Linked DNA regions of Mus musculus: region 2 is linked to region 1. A link is a contact called in ENCODE Hi-C or POLR2A ChIA-PET data. All regions are on one chromosome and are shown on one strand. Each heading gives the region's core, a stretch centred on a gene start or an enhancer-like site at or near the end of the contact. The rest is flanking DNA. Distances are from core to core; before and after follow the strand shown.

The links. Hi-C counts contacts between places; a loop is a spot of excess contacts on that map. ChIA-PET counts read pairs that join two places held with the same protein, here RNA polymerase II (POLR2A).
Region 2: a loop to region 1 is called in a map of left cerebral cortex, with 11 times the contacts of the local background. The contact joins the promoter of Asah1 here to the promoter of Pcm1 in region 1. A Hi-C loop is called at or near these places in 1 of 37 maps with a recorded cell type or tissue (left cerebral cortex). POLR2A ChIA-PET finds 5 or more read pairs at or near these places in 1 of 5 experiments (embryonic stem cell).

The regions. Positions count from the first base shown.
Region 1 is chr8:41,235,851-41,241,818 of GRCm38, forward strand. It overlaps Pcm1 (pericentriolar material 1), which reads left to right and starts at 3,909. Exons shown (of 38, transcript NM_023662.3): 1 at 3,909-4,113.
Region 2 is chr8:41,369,603-41,376,126 of GRCm38, forward strand. It overlaps Asah1 (N-acylsphingosine amidohydrolase 1), which reads right to left and starts at 5,095. Exons shown (of 14, transcript NM_019734.3): 1 at 4,908-5,095. The coding sequence starts at 4,982.

The DNA.
Region 1 (5,968 bases), core at 2,659-5,158:
ACAGGAGAGATGGCCATATGGTCATAAGAGCGAATGGAAATCTGCAACTGGGGTGAGGAGGTGGGGGGAATTTCCAGGAAGAGACAGAGACCTGGGATAAGGAACGGCCCAAGAATCGATGGAGGTGACCTTAGCTGTGACTCACAACATTGGGGATATGAACCCTGAATAGGCTACCTCCTGTAGCCAGGCAGGAACCCCAGTGGAGTGATAGAGACTCCAACCCACCCACAAAACTTTGAACCCAGTATTTATCCTGTCTACAAGTAATGTAGGCACGGGGGAGGGAGCAGAGACTGAGGGAGTGGCCAACCAAAACTGGCCCAACTTGAGACCCATCCCATGGGCAAGCACCTATCCCTAGCAGTATTAATAATACTGTGTTATGCTTGCTGCCAGGAGCCTAACAAGTAGTATTTTACCCATCATGATGACTAACTTGTGATTAATGTTAATGGAAACCCGAGTAAACTGAATTGTATACATTTAGTTACTCCCTAACGCCAAACTAGGTACCACCTTTTCTTGCCATTACTCCCTTTTCTCCTCTGCCTGGTTTGTGCTAAACATGGTCACCAGGTTAAACTCTCAACTATTTCATGTTCAGTCTAGAAGACAATGCCCATAATCCCCTGACACACAAAGGGTAGGGACAGGACGATTGTAAGTTTGAGGCCAGCCTGACAAAGAAGAAAGAATGGGAAAGGGAAAGAAAAATAAGAGCTCCAAACGATGACACCATTTCATACACTAGCAAGCCTTTGTTGCAAGGACCATGATATAGCTGTCTCTTGTGAGACTAGGCCGGAGCCTAGCAAACACAGAAGTGGATGCTCACAGTCAGCTATTGGATGGATCACAGGGCCCCCAATGGAGGAGCTAGAGAAAGTATCCAAGGAGCTAAAGGGATCTGCAACCCTATCGGTGGAACAATATTATGAACTAACCAGTACCCCAGAGCTCTTGACTCTAGCTGCATATGTATCAAAAGATGGCCTAGTCGGCCATCGCTGGAAAGAGAGGCCCATTGGTCAGGCAAACTTTATATGCCCCAGTACAGGGGAACCCCAGGGCCAAAAAATGGGAATGGGTGGGTAAGGGAGTGGGGGGGGTGTGTGGGGGACTTTTGGGATAGCATTGGAAATGTAATTGAGGAAAATACGTAATAAAAAAAAGAAAAAATATAAAGTAAAAAAAAAAAAATAAGAAAAATAAGAGCTGGGGACTTGCACATCGTCGCATTGCACAGGCCTAGGATGTGGAATGCACTAGTTTTCTCTCCAGAACTGCCAAAAAACCCAACCAAACAACAATACTTCTCCTAAAGTCTCTTTGTGTAGCTTTAATTTAATCCTATTTTTAATGATGGTTCTTAAATTCTTTAACTGTTCTTGTAGCCCACCACCCACAAGAGGTGGTAGAAAAGAGGTAGCAAAACACCATCCAACCGACTTTCTCAAGAACCCGTAAGTTTTTCACACATTCCCTGGAGAACAAAGTCCAATCTGTTCAGATTGGTAATAAGACTTTCTATACTTTGGACCCAACCTGTTGCTCAGTCTTACCTTGTTCAGCCTCCTCTGTGCCTCACCCCACATGAATCTCTACTTCCACCAGCCTGGTTTCTGTGCTGGCCAGTGCTAATTCGGAATGTACTATGTATTCCTGGCATAACCCATCTCCTTCCAATCAGCCTGCCATTCATACTCCTGAGTATTTCAACAAATATGTTCAATATGTCTCCTAAATGCCAAATATTGAAAATCAGTTCCCATATGTATTTTAATACCCAACCTCTTTGTTTCCCACATTTTTACAGATGGCTGTACCATATTTCATCTTCCATAGAAGTCCTAGAGCTACTATTATTTTTGAGATAATATAGCCCTACTCCCCCTGTCCCAACTACTAAAGTGCTTTCTGCCCATATCATTTATTTTGTCATAATCAGGTATTATTAATACCAAACTGATTCATTTCCTAAGGTATTGTATGTCTTTATATATACAAGCTACATTTTTGGAAGTCAGGATAATTTTACAGCATCTCAGGCTTCCCCCACTCCCCATATTTCCCTAAAAGACCAGTGATGCTTGAGGAAAGTTATTTAAAAATATGCAGTATTTTTATTCTTTGCAATTTTCATGTCACGTATTTTGATCATATTCACATACCTCAACTCTTTTTCATAGGTTCTCCAAGATTCACCCTGCACTTCTCCCAAAATGAAAGAGAATCATATCCTCTTAAAACACACACACACACACACACACACACAGAGACACACACACACACACACACACACACACACACACACACACACAGACAGAGAGACACAGAGAGTTCTGTGTAAGCAACTTAGTCACACACACACACACACACACACGAGAGAGAGAGAGAGAGAGAGAGGGAGAGAGAGAGAGAGAGAGAGAGATCTGTGTAGGCAACTTAGTGAGACTCAGATCCAAATGAAAAATAGAGGCCTAAAGATTATAGGTCAGTAGTAGAGTACTTGCCTAGCATGTCATGTCGAAAAGCCCTAGGTTCAATATCCACTACCCGGCTGGGTGTGTAGCTCAGTTGACAGAATGTTTGCCTAGCATGCATGAAACCCTGGGTTTGATTTCCAGCAGTGTACTGATTCATTTCCTTAAGGTATCGTATGTTTTTATGTATACAAGCTACATTGAGGTGGAATGCTACACTTCAGCATTCCACAAGCAGAAGGATCTGAAGTCAGAGATTTGAGGCCAGCCTGAGATACAAGAGACGTTGCCTCAGAAACAGGATAAAAACGAATACAGAAGGCTATGGACACAGTAGTAAATTGCCCTGGGCAGGAAGAGTTTAGTTGATAGGAACCGTGGTGCTCTGAGAGAGTTGTAGTATTTTGTTTTGTAAACAATTTGTTGGTAATTGTGTGGAGCAATTTATTGTGGAAAAACAGAAACCTATTCTTTCTCAATTACATTATTTTACATTTAAAAAAATCCTATTTTAGACATTTAGAAGCTGTCTAAAAACAGAATGTGTATGCATGCAACTAAAATCGACAGGTAGTCTTAACTTCGGAGCCTGGCATATTGAAAGCCTTGCAACTTAAAAAAAAAAAGTTTTGTTTTGTGCTGTTTTTATGACACTATTTATCCATTTATTAACCTTAACACAGCCGTTAGCAAGAATATAAATTAAACAGGATTTCAAAGACTATCCGTTCAGCGAAAATTTCACAAGATTAAACTCTGTTTACAACTACTTCTTTCTACCAACAAAGTAGCGGGACAGCGTTCCAAGTGGCAATGACCACTGACAATCTTATTTATGATTCTTCCACCGACTAAGCACACATGACATACTGATTTAATATCCTTGCTAAAATTAGGGGTTAGATTGTAAAGGCTCATCAGTATCCTTCGTGATAGGAAAGTGGGTAGGAATGCACTACAAGGGTTCCCAGTCTTCCGGTCTCCATCTGGAAGCTCATGCCTCCACAGAAAATTAGAAAGCGCCCGGAGACTTGCAGTGAGCTAAAGCACTTATAAACCCCACAGGCCTCAAGCCTTAAAAAACACAGCGGAGCCATCTGGCAGGCGCACAGCACACTGGGATTTGTAGTTCCGTTTCTTTTGGCTACCCAGTTGAGTGGGCATTCTGGGATGTGTAGTTCCCAGGTTGTTCGTCTGCACAAATCTTTTCCTGACTAGAGGGGCGGTACGTGACTCCACGGAAGGCCCGAGCGTCACGTGACTCAGGTCACCGCACGCCCGGAGTTCGCACTGCGGCTCCAGCCCCGGCGAGTTCTCGCCCCCGCGCAGCCGTTGCCGAGGAGACCGCGCTCGTCTCGCGGAGCGTTGCGCCCCCCCCCCCCTCTGCAGTTCCCCCGCCCCCCACTCTTCTCCCACCACAATGAGGTCCTAAGATGGCGGTGGCTGCGGCGGTTGGCGCCTAGTTAGCTAATGTAGAGAAGGCGGCCATTGGGGCTTTGGGCAGTCGAGGGGGATTTGTGGGCCTCCCTTCCGCGGTCTTGGAGGAAGAACCGCTGCCGGCGGCGGCTCCTGGAGGGGCGGCCGACCGCCACTCGGCCCTTGGCAGGAGGGGCGGCTTCGTTTCCAGGTAACGCGGCCCTGGGCCACCGCGGGCCGGAGCACAGGGTGGTTCGAGGCGGGCGCGGCGCTGGAAGCGGCCTGGGGCCACGCCTGCCCGTTTTAACTCTGAGGTCCCATGGCTGCGCGATCCTTCCCCACCCCCAGGCTGTCATCGGCTCCTCTCGGCGCCGACTGACACGCTAGCTCTGGCGAGCGTCTGGGACGACGCTGGCTGGCGCCTCCACGATCTTGGGGCGTCCCATGTGAGGACCGCTCGCCCGGTGCTGGAGATTTCACCCCCCTCCAGGGTGGAGGGGAAGGTTGCCTTGTAGTTCGGGGTGATGAGTTCCGAAAGAAACTGGCCTTGGCGGCCCGAGGCCCCGGGGACCGCCATCCCTCCCAGCCCACCCGCCGAATTCCATCCTGGGAGGGGTCCCGGGCGGCCCGGATCCTCCTGGGTGCAGAGAGTCTGTGGCCCGGGAGTTTTCTGCGGTCCCTTTTATTCTTGGAGCAGGAAGGCCCCTGGAGGCGTTCCTGACTCCTGCTAGTAGGTTCTTTTCGCTAAGAAAATGTTAATTTAATAATCCTTCTCCGCGCTCCTCCCACTGCCCCTTCTTCACCCCTTCGGGAAGATCCAGTTTCTTTACATCTAGAATGGGTGGTGGGGGGGCGAGGGGGAGACTGGGGATGGGTGGGTGGGAGGGAAGCGAGATGTCCAGTGGGATTCTGGCAGCCTGGCTTGCTTTGCAGAGACTGCTGTTAAGGATTAGGTGTTCGGCCCCCCTGTGGGGGCGTCTGCGTGAACCAACTTTTCCTCTCGCGCTAGCCTGGTCCAAACCCAAAACAAAACACAAAACGTTTTTTTCCTCCCCTTTCTTTCATGGCGGTATTAGGATTGGTGTGGGAACTACGGGTGACAGATCGTGCTTTGGCGCTTAGAAGAAGCGGGCTTTCTGGGTGCCCCTACCGCCTCCTACCCCCGCCCCATAACCGCTTTCCAGACCCCGCCTTCGGTGTTCTCTGGTTACTAGAGCCGGTGTTCAAGAGCTTTTTGTGCACCTGCTTCTGCCTTTTCCCTATCACCTTCCTGGTCAGGGCCACTGGCTGGCGTCGTTAATACCGAATTTCGCACTTGAAGGTACACCTCGGTAAATGTAGTTAAAAAAAAAAAAAGAATTCTCATGCCTAAAGCTTTTTTAAAAAATAAGAGAGTAACAAGTTCTTGAATAGTTTGAGTAACAGGGATTTAATGACTTAATCAGGAGAGTACATTTTCTTCAAGGGTCTTTAGATGGCAGCTGCGGGCTATTTTCATTATATTCCAAAGTGAGTGTTAACACCCAAAGCGTTTGGAAGGATCTTAGAGACTTGGGGTATCTAAACGTCTTTGTTAATGTAAATTGAGTTTAAAATTATTTATAAATTACATATTTTTAATTATCTGAAACGATAGGTCATAAATTTAGTGCTTTCTTTCTAAGTATAAAGTGTAAGAATTTACTGGGTTTTTAAAATTTTAATAAGCAGACAGTTGCTTTGAACCGTGGAACAGAAAGGTATTTCTGAAATGGGGAAAATTTGTTTTTGACACCTTAGTGTGTTAGTTTCATATGTATTAAAGTTGGGAACACTTTATACTGGGCTATGCTGTCTAAAAGCTGGTGCAGGGTTGAAGGGTCTATTTAGTAAGCACACACTTTGGGTGTGCAGCCTTCTGACCTGCCATTTTGGTGTATCTTCATCCTTTGAGAGCTGTGCCGCTCCTACTAGCTAAATAAGATGATTTATACAGTAGTACTTTCTGGGAGTCCCTTGTCTTTAATTTTTTTTTTTAAACTCATTTGAGTTTGAATTGTCATAAGACAATTATTTGGGTAGCTTCA
Region 2 (6,524 bases), core at 3,845-6,344, 130 kb after region 1:
AACAGCACATACTGTTCTTGCAGAAGACCTCAGTGTGATCCCCAGCATCCACAGCCAGGCAGCTCACAGATGCCTGCAACTCCAGATCTAGGTGATCTGATACCCCTCTGACCTTCTACACACAGACACACAGACACACAGACACACAGACACACACACACACACACACACACAGACACACACACAGACACAGAGACACACACACACACACAGACACACACACACACACACAGACACACACACACACACACAGACACACACACACAGACACAGAGACACACACAGACACACACACACACACAGACACACACACACACAGACACACACACACACACACACACACAGACACACACACACAGACACACACACACAGACACACAGACACACACACACACAGACACACACACAGACAGACACACACACACACAGAAACACACACACAGACAGACACACACACACACACACACACACAGACACACACACACACAGACACACACACACAGACACACACACACACAGACACACACACACAGACACACACATAGACACACACACACACACACACACACAGACACACAGAGACACACACACACAGACACACACACACACAGACACACACACACAGACACACACACACACAGACACACACACACAGACACAGAGACACACACACACACACACACAGACACACACACACACAGACACACAGAGACACACACACAGACACACACACACAGACACACACACACACACACACACACACACACACTAATTAAGATTTAAAAAATGGTTTTAAATACAAATAACACACCAAGTGAAAATTATTTCATTAAGGAATCAGTGAATGTTACACATTTTTCAACAGTAGCAAACCTTGTCCTTTATATATTTGAATCCCACAAGAGAAGTGAAAATCTCAATGAAATGTATGATTCTAATTATATACACAACATTTTAAATCTGACTCAGTAGTGTGTACCTGTAAGCTGAGCACCAGGAAGGCTGAAGAAGGATCTCCAGTTGGAGGACGGGCAGGGTTACATGATAGACTCTTACTGAAGATCAGGGCAAGTTTCTCACAAACACAATCTAGATGAAGACATGGTTGCTCTCATGTCTTCTGGGATTTAACTGGCTGCAACCTAGTAAGCTCTTGGTATTTAAATAAATAGGTGAATCAACCACCCAAGAGGGCATGAGCCTAGTTTATCTTGTTGGCTGACTCAATGCTACTTTGTGGGAAGGACTCTGGAACAGCACTTAGTTAAAAGGACAGATTATGCCTGTGTATTCTTTCCTTTGTAGTCCAGCAATATGGACAAAATCATCTAAGGCTTATGAGATTAATGGAAGCTTTGTGAAAGTCACTGCCAATGCCAACAGTTTCACCACACATATCTGTAGCTGACATCAGTTCATTTTAGCAATTCATTACTCAATCATGTGTTCAGTCACACTTCTGGCTCTGCTCGGGTCTATTACTGAGAGCGTGGTCATTTCTCTGCAGGTCTTTTCCTTCCCATCACTCCTCATCCTGCTGCATTGCCTTTCTGTCACTGTACTACCTACAAGACAAGCAGTAGCTTCCAGTCGCCAGCAGAATGGACACTCCATTCTCAATGGTGTTTAACAGTAACCCCCTCGATCCCTTCCTTGCCCGTCCTGCCATGGGAGCTTGCCCATTTGGGCTGTGCCATTAACTTTGCTGGCCTCTTCTTCACTTGGCACACACATGGGAAACTCACTCAGCTTTTGGCTGCTTCTCATTTTCTCATTTATACTTTTCATAGAAAAGCTTATCCGCTCCAGTGGCTTCAAAGATTACCATTATGCCTAGACTATCAATATCCCGGCTCATTTTCTGGATTTTTCTCTACTAGCTACTTTTCTCTGCACAATATATCTTAATGAACTCTTCATAGATGGAATAGTGAAGAATAACTTAAGATCACCTTCAATTACTTATACTGAAAAAAGCCTCCAACATAAAACTAAAACGCTCAGTCAATGTTCCAAACGAAATAACTCATTTGTCATTTGAAGCTTGTCCTTATCCACACCTATCAAAGGTCATTTTGAAATATATTTGGTTACCACAGGCTACACTACAATAAAAAGTTTAGTTTATTATTCATATAATGATTCAAACTAAAAAAAAAAAACCAAAAAACAATCAAACAAACAAGTCAACAAAACCCCCCAAAATAACTGTCTTCCATTCTGTCAGAAAACAAGGTCCCCAGGCTTCCAGGCAGCTCTTAAAGGGCCTTTTGAAAACTGGGTCCCATGCCGGGTGTGGTGGCACAAGCCTTTAATCCCAGCACTCGGGAGGCAGAGGCAGGCGGATTTCTGAGTTCGAGGCCAGCCTGGTCTACAAAGTGAGGTCCAGGACAGCCAGGGCTGCACAGAGAAACCCTGTCTCGAAAAAAAAAAAAAAAAAAAAAAGAAAACTGGGTCCCAATATCTTCAAGAGAGTGAAAATTTTAACAGTGCCTCCACTCAAAAAGGGTCCCAATTTTTATTTTGTAAGTGAAGATTTTAAAACAAAATAAATCCTCTCCATGTAACACCTGACTTTGTCATTTTAATGAGAGAAAAGCTCAATAACAATAAAATGGCCATAAAACCAAAATATAAGGAAAGTTACTATTTTTGTTTAACTCTTATTTTTTTCTCATTTCAGTTAAGACCTGTGCAAACACTTTTCCAATCAGATTATCAGTAGACCGACTAGATTTTGATATCCACTGTTCCGAGTAAAAAATCATTAAATCAATTGAAGGGTTATTAATTTTTCATATTTTGAAAACAATGAAATATTTTGCTTGGGCTAGTGATATAACTATAAGAACCGTTTGCCAGCCAAGCAGTGGTGTTGCACGCCTTTAATCTCAGCACTTGGGAGGCAGAGGCAGGCGGATTTCTGAGTTTGAGGCCAGCCTAGTCTACAGAGTGAGTTCTAGGACAGCCAGGGCTACACAGAGAAACCCTGTCTTGAAAAAAAATCAGAAAAGAAAAAAAAAAAAAAAAGACCTTTTGCCCAGTATGTGTAAGGTCCTGGGTGAGCACTCTAGCACTGGGGGAAAAAAAACAAAAACAAAAACCAAAACCAAACAAACAACCCTCCCAAAAAAAAACCAAAACCAGATAAAGAAACAAACAACAAGATATCTTCATTTAAAAACAAAGTATTAAGAAAGAATAAAAGCAAACAAACACAAAAATAACAGCTCTAAGGACATGAAACTGCTCTGAGTTCATAGCTGCACATTAACACCTTACAGGCCTATAGGACCCCATGGACTTGTGTTCTGCTCTTGGACACAAAGAGGAATTAAGTACCGCAGAGACAAAGTGAGACAAAGCAAGCTTGTATCATGATTGTGTCTACACACTGATAAAGAGTTACACACTGTGTAACTCAGAACAGCATCTCTTGCTAAATCAAAGGATGCTCTGCTTCTACTCTCTACAACAAATCCTGGGTTACACTCAAATTCTCCAAGTATTTTGTTTAGAATTTGTTGTTACTTAACCCACGGTTGAAAAGGTCTATATCAGTCCCTCACATCAAACACTAGACCTAGTTTGCTCAACCATTATGTGTCCTTTGGTAATCTTTGGGCAAAAAGGCACAAGCTATCAAAATACTTAATTCTTCAACAATTCTTACAATCCCAACCAAGTTTGGTAAATCAATTCTTTATCTACACTAGAGCAAACGTTTTGCTCTTCCTTCAATCTTTTGTACATACTATGTGGGTTTTGGTCACTGAAATTACTCTGTATACCATTCTGCATTCTACTTTGTGTTGTGTGGTGTTTTTCAGACAAGGTTTCTCTGTGTCCATTGTTGTCCTAGAACATTCGCCTACCTCTATCTCCCAAGTGCTGGGATTTAAAGGCGTGTGCCACCCTCTGCCCTGATGTGCATTCTACTTTTATCTACTAAGTATCTATTCTAGTGGCTGGCTAATTTTCTCTCTCTCTCTCTCTCTCTCAAATTCAAAAAAGCATTTCTCCTTCTAGGAATAAAATTAAAAGAACTCCTGCTGCTCCCATTTCCAATGTCTTGCCTCTTTTCAAAATTCTTGTCATCTGGCACAGGTAAGGTGCATCCAGGTTCCTAGTTATCAAATCTGGCAACAAAACAGTCTTCAATTCTATAGCCTTTATAGAATCGATCTATGAAATGTCGCTGTCGGGCTTTGACCTAGAGGCTGAACTTAGAAATGTTTCTGGGAACAACGATGTGACCTCTGGCTACATTTTTCACTCCAGGGCTATACTTCCTCTTCTAGTAAATACAAGAATCATGTTAGTTCCTCACAGTCTCTTGCGGATATATAAAGTCTGTGGCATTGTGACTTGGTCGAGCAGCACCACGGTACAGACAGACATTCCATGCCTGGGCGTGAAGGCCACAGCCAGTACAGCCTTCTTAGGGGGGCGGGGTGGGGGTGGGTTCCCATCATCTGGGCTAAGACTGCATGTGACCCATAGCTTCCTGCGATGGTTTCTTCAGGAAAAAGCACTAGGTAACCAGGCAGAAAATACTACGGCCACCAGTCAATCGTTAGCTTTTTCTCTGGAGAGTTCCGCCTACAGTAGCTGGTAATCTCAAATATAAGATTGGAGAATGCGTGAATCCTACACAGTTGTTCTTGAAAGTTAGAACTTCCCTAAAATGTGTACTCGGTCCATACAGCAGCAAAGCCACTTAGCCCGGGGTTCACAAGCCACATTTGCACCCATACTCCGCGGGACCGAACCAGAGTTCCCCCGACGCCTCACGGAAGATACAGACCGCGAGCAGGTGTCCCTCACCCGCCCCGCCACAGCTGCGCCCACCTCCCCCTGAGCCCGCGCCTGCACCCCCATCTGTGCCTCGGCTGGAGCTCACCCACCGGCGGCACATCCTGTGCCTGGGCGCAGGTGACTGCCGCGGCTAGGACCCAGGTGAGAAGACTTTGGCCCCGCATCTTCCCAGCTGCAAGCGCCGCTCCGAGGGACTCTAGCAGCAGCTGCAGCAGGGACCACCTCCACCAGCAGCAGGCCGCACCCCAACGCGTGATCAGCGACCCTGGGCCACACCATGCACGGCAGGGGACACGCCAGAGATAGAGGCGCCGGGCCGAGTCCCTAGAGCGGAGTCCGCGCACAGGGCCGAGAGGGGCTGCGCCCCCAGCACGCCACGCAGTGGTTTCGTCCAGCCTTAGCCGCACCCCGGGGCGGGACTTCCAGTTTTCCTCTGGCCTTCACTCGTTTGGAGCGCGGGGGCCGGGGCAAGACGCTGGTGCTGGAGGATTTCTGAGGGCGGACGCCGACTGACTCGGGAGAGGTTGGCTCCTAGGCGTCGCGGTTCCTGAGCCCACCAAAGGGACAGAGTTTCAGAGCATAGCGTCAGACCTAGTTTGCCTTCTGGGGAAGGCTGGCTCCAAGTGAGTCACTCAATCCATCCATCCTGCCCGAGGGATCACAACCAGAGAGGACAAGTGTCAGGGTCAGAAGTTTCATCTCTCGGGTACTCTAGGTACTTAAGGCACTGCTAAATCCTAGGATTTAGATTTTAGTTTCTTGCTGTTATGTCCGGGGTTGGAGAGGTTGAAGGGGTGGGACCTTCATCGATGTATTTGTCGCCGCGTTACTCAACTCCTGTTTTCCTTTAGCTCGTGAGAAGCCAGTTGGTCCAGCGGACCTAAACCTAGGACAGGTACTTGGTACTTCATAGTCTACTTTGAAAAGCAGATAAAAGTGAAATACTTGCTTGGCTTTTACCTTGGACAAGGCTCTCCATAATAGGATGAGTTATCTAGAATCCAACAGGAAAAAAATGCCTCTAGATTTACATTTTCTGCTTCGACGACAGGCATCTCAAGAAGTTTGGAGGCTTTTAAAAAAATGCTTCTATAAAACTCACTCAGGACCATTAAAATCCTATTTTAATTCTCACCCCCGACTCCTGTGCTGGGGATCCGAGTATTTTTCCTTTTTGGTGTAAAAAACACCTAAATTTGGAGGCAAATGATAAATAAGTTGGCTTTTGTTTGTTTGTTTTTTGTTTGTTTGTTTTTGAGGAAGTTTAGATGTTGATACACAACACAGGATTAAGAAACACTTAGAGGGCCGGGCGGTGGTGGCGCGTGCCTTTAATCTCAGCACTTGGGAGGCAGAGACAGGCGGATTTCTGAGTTCAAGGCCAGCCTGGTCTACAAATTGAGTTCCAGGACAGCCAAGACTATACAGAGAAACCCTGTCTCAAAAAAAAAAAAAAAACAACAACAACAACAACAAAACAAAACAAAAAAAAACAAACAAACAAAAAAAGAAATCTTACTTAGGTAAGCAAGATTGGAAAATACTTACTTTTTGAAGGGGGACACTGAGGACTGTTTTAGACAGCAACCTGAGGCAGAAAGCTGTCTTCAGTCACTGACTCTGGCGTTTCAAACCTGCCTAGACAAGATAGCAAGATTTCATCTCCAAAATAAAACAAAACAGAATATATCAGGTCTCTGATGCAG